Regions from separate parts of the Homo sapiens genome. Here region 2 is linked to region 1. The links are chromatin loops, found by intact Hi-C in ENCODE. Cell type or tissue: Calu3. All regions are shown on one strand. Links, peaks and the distances in the headings refer to the core of each region. The heading gives the core; the rest is flanking DNA. Region 1 has its middle 67 kb from the start of DCLK2. Region 2 overlaps LRBA (LPS responsive beige-like anchor protein).

Evidence for each region. A loop is a pair of places that touch in the nucleus more often than their neighbours do. Peaks named below come from ENCODE experiments on the same cell type or tissue, not always from the same donor. Only the 100,000 strongest peaks of a DNase experiment are listed, where the experiment ranks them.
Region 2: a loop joins it to region 1, with 9 times the contacts of the local background. A loop is called at or near these places in 23 of 110 quality-filtered maps.

Annotation. Positions count from the first base shown.
Region 1 is chr4:150,008,414-150,013,800 of GRCh38, forward strand. No RefSeq gene overlaps it. Among named protein-coding and RNA genes, the nearest start is that of DCLK2, 67 kb to the right of the region's middle. In Calu3, for the core only: no CTCF peak of the experiment used is centred there; a DNase peak (open chromatin) is centred at 2,298.
Region 2 is chr4:150,864,019-150,869,405 of GRCh38, forward strand. LRBA (LPS responsive beige-like anchor protein) reads right to left here. Exons shown (of 57, transcript NM_001364905.1): 21 at 4,164-4,287; 22 at 3,653-3,845. Among named protein-coding and RNA genes, the nearest start is that of LRBA, 150 kb to the right of the region's middle. In Calu3, for the core only: no CTCF peak of the experiment used is centred there; a DNase peak (open chromatin) is centred at 3,223.

The DNA of each region.
Region 1 (5,387 bases), core at 203-5,202:
AAACATACAGAACTCTCCATTTCTGCATTCTTGCTACACGTCCATTCCACAAGGAATCATTGAGTGAAAAGGCACTGCTTGACCCTGACACTGGAGCCACAGAGGTGAGGCGGGTGACACAGCTCCTGATTTCAAGAAGAGAAAACAGATATTAGACAATACCTTCGCTTCTCAGTAGAAAAGAAGCTCCAGAGCTGTGAGAGTGCATAAGAAGACAAGACTAGACTGGGAAATTGGAGGATTCCCTGCAGACGATGTGACATAAACTAATAGGCAAAGAGTTCCTAAGTATTAACTACACAAAGGGGAAGTGGGGAAAATGTTCCAAGCTAAATGATTAATGGATGGGAAGTCCCTGAAGTAGAAGGAAATGTGTTTTCAAGGAACTGGAAGAGGGCTGGTGTGACTTTACTGTAGAGACTCAGGGGGAAATGGTACAAAATGATGTTTGTGGGACACCCAGTGAGCCACACTGAGGATTTGTTCTTTACTTTTAGGGTGGTAGGAAAATGACTTTAAGCAGGGATGGGACCTGATCACACTGCTTTTAAAAGGATCTCCTGGCTGGGCGCAGTGGCTCATGCCTGTAATCCCAACACTTGAGGAGGCCGAGGTGAGTGGATCACTTGAGGTCAGGAGTTTAAGACCAGGCTGACCAACATGGTGAAACCCTGTCTCTACTAAAAATACAAAATTAGCCAGGCGTGGTGGCATGTGCCTGGAATCTCAGCTACTTGGGAGGCTGCGGCAGGAGGATCACTTGAATTCAGGAGGCGAAGGTTGCAGTGAGCCAGGATTGTACCATTGTATTCTGGGCTGGGCGACAAGAATGAAACTCTGTGTGGAAAAAAAAAAAAAAAAAGATCTCTCTGGCCGTTAAGTAGAGAATAAATTAGGAGAGAGGAGGACAGATGGGAAAGAACAGTTAAGACACTGTTATAGGAGTCCAGCAGAGAGACTCTATAACTGCATTCTAGGGATGACAGTGGAAATAGAGTCCTGGGCATGTTGAAGACATATTAAGAAGATAGAATCAATGTGACTTAGTAATTGGTTAGCTATCTGGGGTGAAGGATAACCACATGTCCAGCCTGACCCCCAGGTTTCTGGCTTGACAGTTGGATAAATGACAGTGTCATCCCCAAGACAGGAAACACTGATTTCAGTGGTAGGGTGTCAGAATCAGAAAAGCGATGAGTTCCAATTAGAATATGTTGACTTGAGGTAGCCATGAGATCAAGTGGAATTGCTAAGCAGGCAATCCTCAACTTTAGCAAAACTGCTTAATCCTGCCAATAACCGGCCATTTGCTGAGTGTAATATTCAGCTCATTTGAACTCTGCAGCATTTGACACTATTAGTCATTCCTTTCTTGAAGCAAGAGCTCTTAATCTTTGATTTCTATTTAAAACAGTGTTCTCCTCCAGTTCTCTTCCTTCTCTGGCTTGTCTTCCTCTGCCTAACCTTAAAAGATCTGACTTTCAAATAGGACCTGAAATGAATAAACCTCAATTCTCCAGTCCCAACATCCCTCAAGACATACATATGAGATTCCTCTACTTAGATTTTCCACAGGTAGCTCAGATTCAATAAGCCCAGCCCAAATTAATGTCTACCTCTCCTCTCTCACCAAATTATTTCTTCTCCCGAATATGCTTCCTCATTTTATAGCGTCACAAGACAAACGAGGAGGATGAGGAGTCATCAGGCACTCCCTCACCACCAAAATTCAATCTAATTCTTATATTAAATAATTCTACCCAGGGAAGTCCCTGCCCCACTCCTTCACCACCTGTTCTCTCACTTCTTGCATGGGCTATGGCAATCCTGGTCTAACAGAAGGACTGGTGACCTTTTTCTGTAAAGGGTCAGACAGCAAACATTTTAGGCTTTGAGAGCCATCCTGTTCCTGTGATTATTCAACTCCCCGGTTGCAGAGCTAAAGCAGTAATGGACAGGGAATGGGCATGGCTGTAATCCAACAACAAGACTTAATATATAGACATAGAGATTGAATTTCATATAATTTTTACATGGCATGAAATAGTTTTCTTCTTTTTTAATCCCCCCACTTAAAAATGCAAGCACCGTTCTTAGTTCACAGGCTGTACCACAACAGACAGCAGGCAAGGTTTGTCCTTCAGGTCATCGTTTACTAAACCCTAGTCTAACGGCGCTCTCTCCCTCCACATGGCAGCCAGAGAGCAAGTCTGAAGTATGGAACTCACCTTCTAAAAAACCTGACTCCTTCCTTTGTGAATACACTTATGAGACCGAAACACACATCTCTTCCACCAGGTGGCCCCAAACTTATTTTCTAAATTCATTCCGTACTACCTTTCTCCCTGCATACAATGTTCCCAGACTCCAAGCATTCTAAACTGCTGGCTGTTCCCTGAGCGCTCATGCTCTGTGCCTTTTTAGTTGGCTCCAAGCTCATTCACATTAGACCCAAGCTAACCTAGTCTGGTGCTTTTTGGTAGCTAATGATAGCCCCAGAAAACATTTGAAGTAGGTGAGAGTTACCTACTACCCCACAACCTGGCTTCTTGGTTATAATTAAAGTAAGACTCATACCAAATTCTTCCACAACAGACATTAATTAGCAAGCAGACATAAGAGTGAAACAGCATATTTAACTTGAACTTCAGTGCAGTTTGAGATTTTGTCCATAATACCTCACCAGAGGCATGTGAAACAACATTCTGGTAGCAGGATTCAGCTAACTGAATATATTGTGTATACTGAATATACTGTATTTACTCCAATTCTGGCAACCAAGAATCAGAGAATAAGCCCTTACACCCAGAACTGATTGAGGGTTACATCTGATATGCCATTCTTAAGAGTAAGAGACAGAGACCTTGCTAAATTTCTATACCTAATCATGCAAGATAGGAGTGTCTCAAAAATATATTCACCAAACTACATACCTTGAACACCACTAATATAACTACTGAAAGCCCATTTCTAATATCTTGAATGGCTAATTAGTGACTAATTAGCTAGCCACTAATTTCACCAATGAAAGTCGATATAACTAGCATGAAACTAATAATATACATGTATTTTAAGCCTATAGTAATGAAGAGAGATTAAAAATAGCTAAAGCTTTTTCTCTATACCCTTAGAGTATAGGCTTGTGACTAAATGGCAGTGTACATGCCCCTTAGGTGTGCATAATCCAAATTAGGGGTCACCAGTTGACCCCTAAAGTATAGGTTTTTTGTTTTTGTTTTTGTTTTGAGATGGAGTCTCACTTTGTCACCCAGGCTAGAGTGCAGTGGCACCATCTCGGCTCACTGCAACCTCCGCCTCCCGGGTTCAAGCAATTCTGCCTCAGCCTCCCGAGTAGCTGGGATTACAGGTGTGCACCACTGTGCCTGGCTAATTTTTGTATTTTTAGTAGAGATGGGGTTTCGCCATGTTTGCCAGGCTGGTCTTGAACTCCTGACCTCAGGTAATCCACCCGCCTCCACCTCCCAAAGTGCTGGGATTACAGGCGTGAGCCAGCATGTCAAGCCTATAGTTTTAAATATTATACTCTTCTCTTACATAACATGTGACATTTCCACCACCTGAATGTTCTTCTCCTTCTTCTTTACCTAGAGAAAGTCTATTACCTTTGTGTGTGTGTATGTGTGTGTTTGCATGTGTGTTGATTAGTACATTTTTAAAAATTTAATCATCTTTTAAGACCCAGTTAAAAGTTGCCTATTATTTTAATAAATTCCCAACAACTTCTGTACATTACTTGCGGCCTAAGAGTAATAAACTTATTTTTAACCATTTCATAGATAAAGAAACTGAGGCTCAGGAAGTTTAAGTGGTTACCCCAGGTTAGGTGACAGAGCCAGAATTTAAACCCAGGATGGTCATACTAGATCCTATTAGTGAACTTATGGGGAAATGCTGAACAAAACAAAAAAGACCTAATAAGTTCAATTTAAGACCTACCTTAAGAAACCGTGCTATACTTTGTATGACTATTTACTTGAGGATGATTAAACTGGGATAAAATATAAAGAATAATAAAAGTGTCTGACATGCCTACCTCAAAGCTATTCGGTTTTATTCCATAGGTTTGAGATGAAACTCGCAGTATTTTGTGTATTTTTAATTAGGTATATACCAAAATTCAGTAAAGCCCTTTTCCTGCAATAATCAAAAGACTCTGGTCTCTTACTACTTAAAATTAATACATTGATGACTTATATTAAGTAGCCTGGCATATATTGGGTACTTGATAAATATTTATTACATAGATGAGCTACATTGGTTTACCATCCATTTTAAAATCTGACTCAAAGCCAGGCTACCAGATGTAGATTCTAGCCAATGCTCAAGGAAATAATGTCTTGATATACATCTTATCATATTACTAGGGTAATGTGAAGATTCCCTCTTAGATACACTTAGTCAACAGTTATTGAACCCTCATAGGCACTGAGAAACAATGTAATTTTCCCACACAAGGCATCTATTTGGAGCATATAACTTATACATTTGGTTATTTAGATTTCTCAGGCACGCCATCCACATTCAGTGTAAGATAGAGGTGATCTGAAAAACCTACCATCATCTATTTAGTCATCTGGACAAAGTGAGTCAGGGGAGTTATAAAATGTCAGAATTCCCAGCCAGTATAGTAAAGCACAATCCAAGTTCACTTATGGCAAAAGGATTAGGACATCAGCATTTAAAGTAATTCTCTCCAGCTCATAAATAAGCTCAAGGATGTATGCACTTAACAAAAGACTCCAGAGCTCCTTACGCAGTGACCTAATGTAGGGCATGGGATTATCCTTATAAAAGGATCACCAAAGAGGCATGTGATAAATACAAAATTAAAAGCGTGAATACAGAAGTGATTGTAGAACTTCTTGGCCCTGCTGATAACAGCAAGGATTTCTTTGTTGGCCTTATGTTCTATGGATGACACTGGTTTTGATTAGGAAGCAATTGAGAACTCAATGCCTCTCACATTTTGTGCCTTAGTACTTCTCTATCTCTGCTGGGAGAGCAGCAGTAATAAGAAACAGGTTCATGCTCATCATAATGTACCATTTCTGACTCAGAAATGAATACTAACTTGAGACTATGAACAATGCTCTTCTACTGGAAGCCCAACACCACAGAGGGTCTTTCTAGAACGTGTGACAAAAATGACACATTTTGAAGAAGAAGAAAAAAATGTTAGAAACCAAATAATCCTAGAAGCTTGGAAGCGTTTCTTTTTTTACAAAGAACATCATGGGTTTTCCATGTTCTATCTTCAGTAGGATGATGACCAGGGTCATTTTTATAGTTGCCTAAGAAATATATTTTTCCTCTATCACTATATTGAAATAAAAACTTTCTGTAAGTTCACTTTCTGCTATTACCAT
Region 2 (5,387 bases), core at 295-5,294, 860 kb after region 1:
ACTCCACCTCCTGGGTTCAAGCGATTCTTCTGTCTCACCCTCACAAGTAGCTGGGACTACAGGCACTCACCACCACGCCCAGCTAATTTTTGTATTTTTAGTAGAGACAGGGTTTCACCATGTTGGCCAGGATGATCTCAATCTCTTGGCCTCATGATCCACCCACCTCAACCTCCCAAAGTGCTGGGATTACAGGCGTGAGCCACCGTGCCCGGGCAACACTTTACATTCTTAAAAAGTATTAAGGTCCCCAAAGACTCTTTATCTATGTGGATTATATCTACTACTGCTTATTATATTAGGAATTAAAACTGAGACCTTTTAGAACTATTAACCCACTTAAAAATAATAAACTCAATATATAATATAAATAACATTTTTTGAAAATGATTATTTTTCAAAACCAAACAATAACAAGAAGAGTGCCATTATTTCATATTTTTGTCAATCTCTTTAAAGTTTGGCTTCATAGAAGACAACTGCATTCTCATATTTGCTTTTGCATTCAATCTGTTGCATATATTGGTTTGGCTGAAGTATATAAAGAAAATCCACCCTCATACAGCTATGCAGTAGGAAAGGAGGACTGCACAGACCCCATGAAAAGCTCTCATGGGCCCACGTTCTTTTTTTTTTTTTTTTTTTTGAGACAGAGTCTCACTCTGTCACCCAGGCTGGAGTATAGTGGTATGATCTTGGCTCAATGCAACCTCTGCCTCCTGGGTTCAGGCAATTCTCCTGCCTCAGTCTCCCAAGTACCTGGGATTACAGGCATGCACCACCGTGCCCAGCTAATTTTTGTATTTTTAGCAGAGATGGGGTTTCACCATGTTGGCCAGGCTGGTCCTGAACTCCTGACCTCAAGTGATCCAGCCGCCTCAGCCTGTGATTACATGCATGTGCCATCGTGCCTGGCCTCCCTCCCAAGGTCTTTAGGTTATACTTTTAACAACGATTGCTTTAAAGTTTATACTCCTCCAGCCATCTTTCCTAAGGACTTGAAGAAACTAAGGTGAACTGACATAGATCTGTTAGAAACGTGAAAAATCTGCTTTATACTGGGCACTTCCCTAACCTATAATCTCCCCTAGAAATCTCTGAAATCTACTCCAGATGTATATGGGGCACAAAGTCAACCCTATTTTTCTTATAATCTTTTGTAAATGGCAACATAGTATGAGAAAAAAAATCAGTCTAGATTGCAGCAGCCTACTGCAATAGAAATGAGAATATCTGGGCATCAGCACAAACTAAAGTTACAGAAAGGATGGCAAACAGTTCCTGTAATGAGCCAAATAGTAAATATTTTAGATTTTAGGGGCCATGTCGTTGATGTAACATGTATGATTATCCTTATAGTGTGAAAGTAGCCATATACAATATATAAAGGAATGGTAGTGGATACATTCTAGCACAATTTTATTTAGATCTGACACTTAGGCCATGGCTAGCTGAATTCTGTTTTAAACAAAACTGATCAACCTCAACAATACAGTGACTAAAACAAAGCCATTTTATAAAATCAGATCTCTTTTCTTATTTACAAATGGATTTTACTCCTTGTAAACCCTTGTAGAAGCATACTTTCTCTCAATGAAGAAAGAGGAGGAACAATGAATAATTTGTAGGAACTTTCAATCAATAATTAAAAGCTATTCAAATACCTAGAAACATGTAATTAGGAAAGGGCAATATATTCTTTTTTTTTTTTTTTTTTAGATGGAGTCTCACTGTCTCACCAGGCTAGAGTACAATGGCTCTATCTCTGCTCACTGCAACCTCTGCCTCCCAGGTTCAAGCAATTCTCCTGCCTCGGCCCCCCAAGTAGCTGGGATTACAGGTGCACGCCACCACGCCTGGCTAATGTTTGTATTTTTAGTAGAGATGGCGTTTCACCATGTTGGCCAGGCTAGTCTCCAACTTTTGACCTCAGGTGATCCACCCGCCTTGGCCTCCCAAAGTGCTGGGATTACAGGCGTGAGCCACCACACCTGGCCAGAAATGGCAATATATTCTACAGAATGACAAAATATCTTAGAATAATAACTTTGATAGTCAGTAAAATGTAACACTTAAAGATATAGAGAAATTATCATTCTTGGTATTTATTCCTTCTAGTCAATTTTTTATTAAATAAATAGCTATATAATTATACAGTATTCCTTCTGAGTAATGAAAAAGTTCTTAAAATTCAAAAAACATACACCGTAAATGAAACTAATAGATTTTAATGCATTAATTACTTGAAATGTAAATTTTCCTCAGAAGGTACAAACATAAAACTCCAAAAATAGTTAGATAATCCACATATTGGCAGAAGATGTTCATAAACAACATAGCTAGCAAAGGATTAAGAATGAGACTACATAAAGAACTCCCACAAAACAACAAGAAAACACAGATCAAGATTATGGTGATGTAGCATTTTAAATTCATCAAAGTGACAAATTTTTAAACTCCAGCCATACCACGTGATTAGGTGATGTGAAGCAATGAGAACTTAAACACTGCTGGTGATATGTAAACTGATACACTACTTTAGAATACTGTATTGTATTGGAATACGATACTTTGGAAAAGAATTTGCATTATCTTGTAAAGTTCAACATTTTCACCTTATAAGTCAGCAATTCTACTTCTAGGAATATATGCAGAAAATTCTTGAACAAGCACAAAATGTATACGAAAATGCTAATTAATTGGTAAATAAATAGTCATGTCATGCAATACATTACAATTGAGAAAATGAACAAAACTATATGGGTCAATGTGGATGAATCTCAAACAGTAATAAGCACAAACAGTAATTAACAAAAAAATGCATTCAGTATGCCACATTTACCTTAAGTGCAAACATAAAAAATAAAACTCTTTATTGTTTAGAGTTATATACACGTAGTAAAGGTATAGAAAAGACAAAAGACAACACCAAATAAAAGCTAGTGGTGTTGGGGGTCAGGCGAAGAAGAGGAGACAAAGCAATTATAGAGGAGTAACCCAATTTCATAAACAGTGATCCTTTTTGTATGCTTAGAGTATTTCAAAAAAGAATTTAAGCTATATATAAATAACTAAACTTACTTTGGCTTAATTTAAAAAAAAAAAAAAAAAAAAACTACATTCTTCCAAACCCAGTTTTTAGCTACCTGTAAGATTAGCACAGGGCAGACATCACCCAGAGCTTTTCTGTTTACTCATCCACCTTACGTTGCTAAAACAACTGTTCATCTTTGAATATAGTGCGCCACCTTGTGTTCAAAAGCTTTTAACTCATATAAAATTCTGAGACCCATGTTTGTAAACAGGGCTTCCTCGAAAAAAAATATTAGGTTGGTGCAAAAATAATTGCAGTTTTTGCCGCAACTACTTTTTCAGCACCCTAGTATAAATTCCTTTATGCTGTGGCAATAGATTTACCATTATAAAGATAAGTACATGTAAAAACAACATTAGAAAAAATTATTTTGATTCTAAAGAAATTACAAATGCTTTATTTCTATTGATAATCTTTTTGAGCTTTCATTTTGCTGTACTTTCAGAAGATAACTTGCCTTTTTTCCTTGATTTTAAGTATCGAAATTTTTTAAATGACTAAAATTCAAAAATTATAGATATTTAAAATGCTACAATACGCTTTCATAAAGAAACTTACCTTTGAATGAGTGATTGATAAAGTGTCTACCCATACACGCCAGCCACCCCACTCATATTTGACTGCATGGTAAAGCAGGATTCTGAATATGGCGTATACCATTTCTGTTATCTTTTGCTCATCTGAATTCTTAGGATTAAAATAGCAGAGAGAAAGCATCCATTCTTGCCACACAGAGCATTGTAGCAAGCTCCTGAAAATTATGAGAGGGTACTAAATTACTGAAGAAAAAAAAATTATCTAAAATAAATCTAAAGGTTTAAAACAAAATAACCCTGCCCCTCCCTTTCCCCCCGAAAAAGAAACACATTTAGTTATACATTAAGAACAATTCGACAATGTGGTACTAAAAATTCTAACTTAACTATGTGGTACATTATTTACATACTCTTAATAAAAAAAATAGAAAAATCATTTCACAGTATTTTTAAAGCAATTTTTCTTAGATAAAATGGGCTTATACAAAAGTACATTTGAATACTGCAAATAAATGCTTTCTGATTCAGCTTACCTCCTGTTTTCTCTACTGTTATTAAAAAGTTTAATCATGTCAGAAAGAAAGGCTCTGCGAACCTCCATGCTCTCTGGGCACTGGGGAGAATTTCGAAGTAGGGTCGCAATTACTTTTAGTATCTCTGTAAGACAGTTTATAAATAAGTAAAAACCAAACTCAACAAAAAACTCATGATAGAAGGTCATCCATCTATTGCAATTTCTTTAGTTTCCCTAACACAAATGTCTACCAAAAACATCCTCTTCTGTTATTAAAAAAAATCACCTCTGGAAAGAAATGACAATACATTCATTAGAAAGCATTTATAAATATGAAAGGAAATTTCTTTCATGATTCAAATGTGCAAAAATAAAGCTGAACTTTAAAAGGTTAAAATAAAACAAGTTAAATTATAAATGAATTAAATGTCAGTGAAACTGCTTACTCTCTCTGAGATATACCAAATAGTAAAGTTGATCTTAAAAACAAGCAGGCCGGGCGAGGTGGCTCACGCCTGTAATTCCAACATTTTGGGAAGCTGAGGTGGGTGGATCACTTGAGGTCAGGAGTTCGAGAGCGGCCTGGCCAACATGGCAAAACCCCATCTCTACTAAAAATATAAAAATTAGCCAGGTGTGGTGGCGTGTGCCTGTAATCCCAGCTACTCAGGAGGGTGAGACAGGTGAATCGCTTGAACCCAGGAGGCAGAGGCTGCAGTGAGCCAAGATCGTGCCACTGCACCCCAGCCTAAGCGACACAGCAAGACTCTGTCTCAAAAAAAAATAATGAAATAAAATAAAAAATACTATAATCAAAATCTCAGAAAAATATAATAAATTCTTAGATTCCTCATCATAATTTATGGTATGCACACACAGTCTTTCATAGCTGGGATTATAGGCACCTGCCACCACGCCTAGCTAATTTTTGTATTTTTAGTAGAGACAGCGTTTCTCCGTCTTGGTCAGGGTGGTCTTGAACTCCTGACCTCGTGATCCACCTGCCTTGGCGTCCCAAAGTGCTGGGATTACAGGCATGAGCCACCACGGCCGGCCTACCATAGAGAATTTTTAAAGGTGTGAAGATTTTCTTTCATAATCTTAAAAGTAAAATTAGACACAAAAAACCCAAAGGAAATTAAAACCTATTCAACATCCCATCTCCCCAGAAAATGCAAACTAAACTACTATTGTAATGGTCTTAGCATAAAGCTATTTAAATCTCCAGAATTTAGCTTAAATT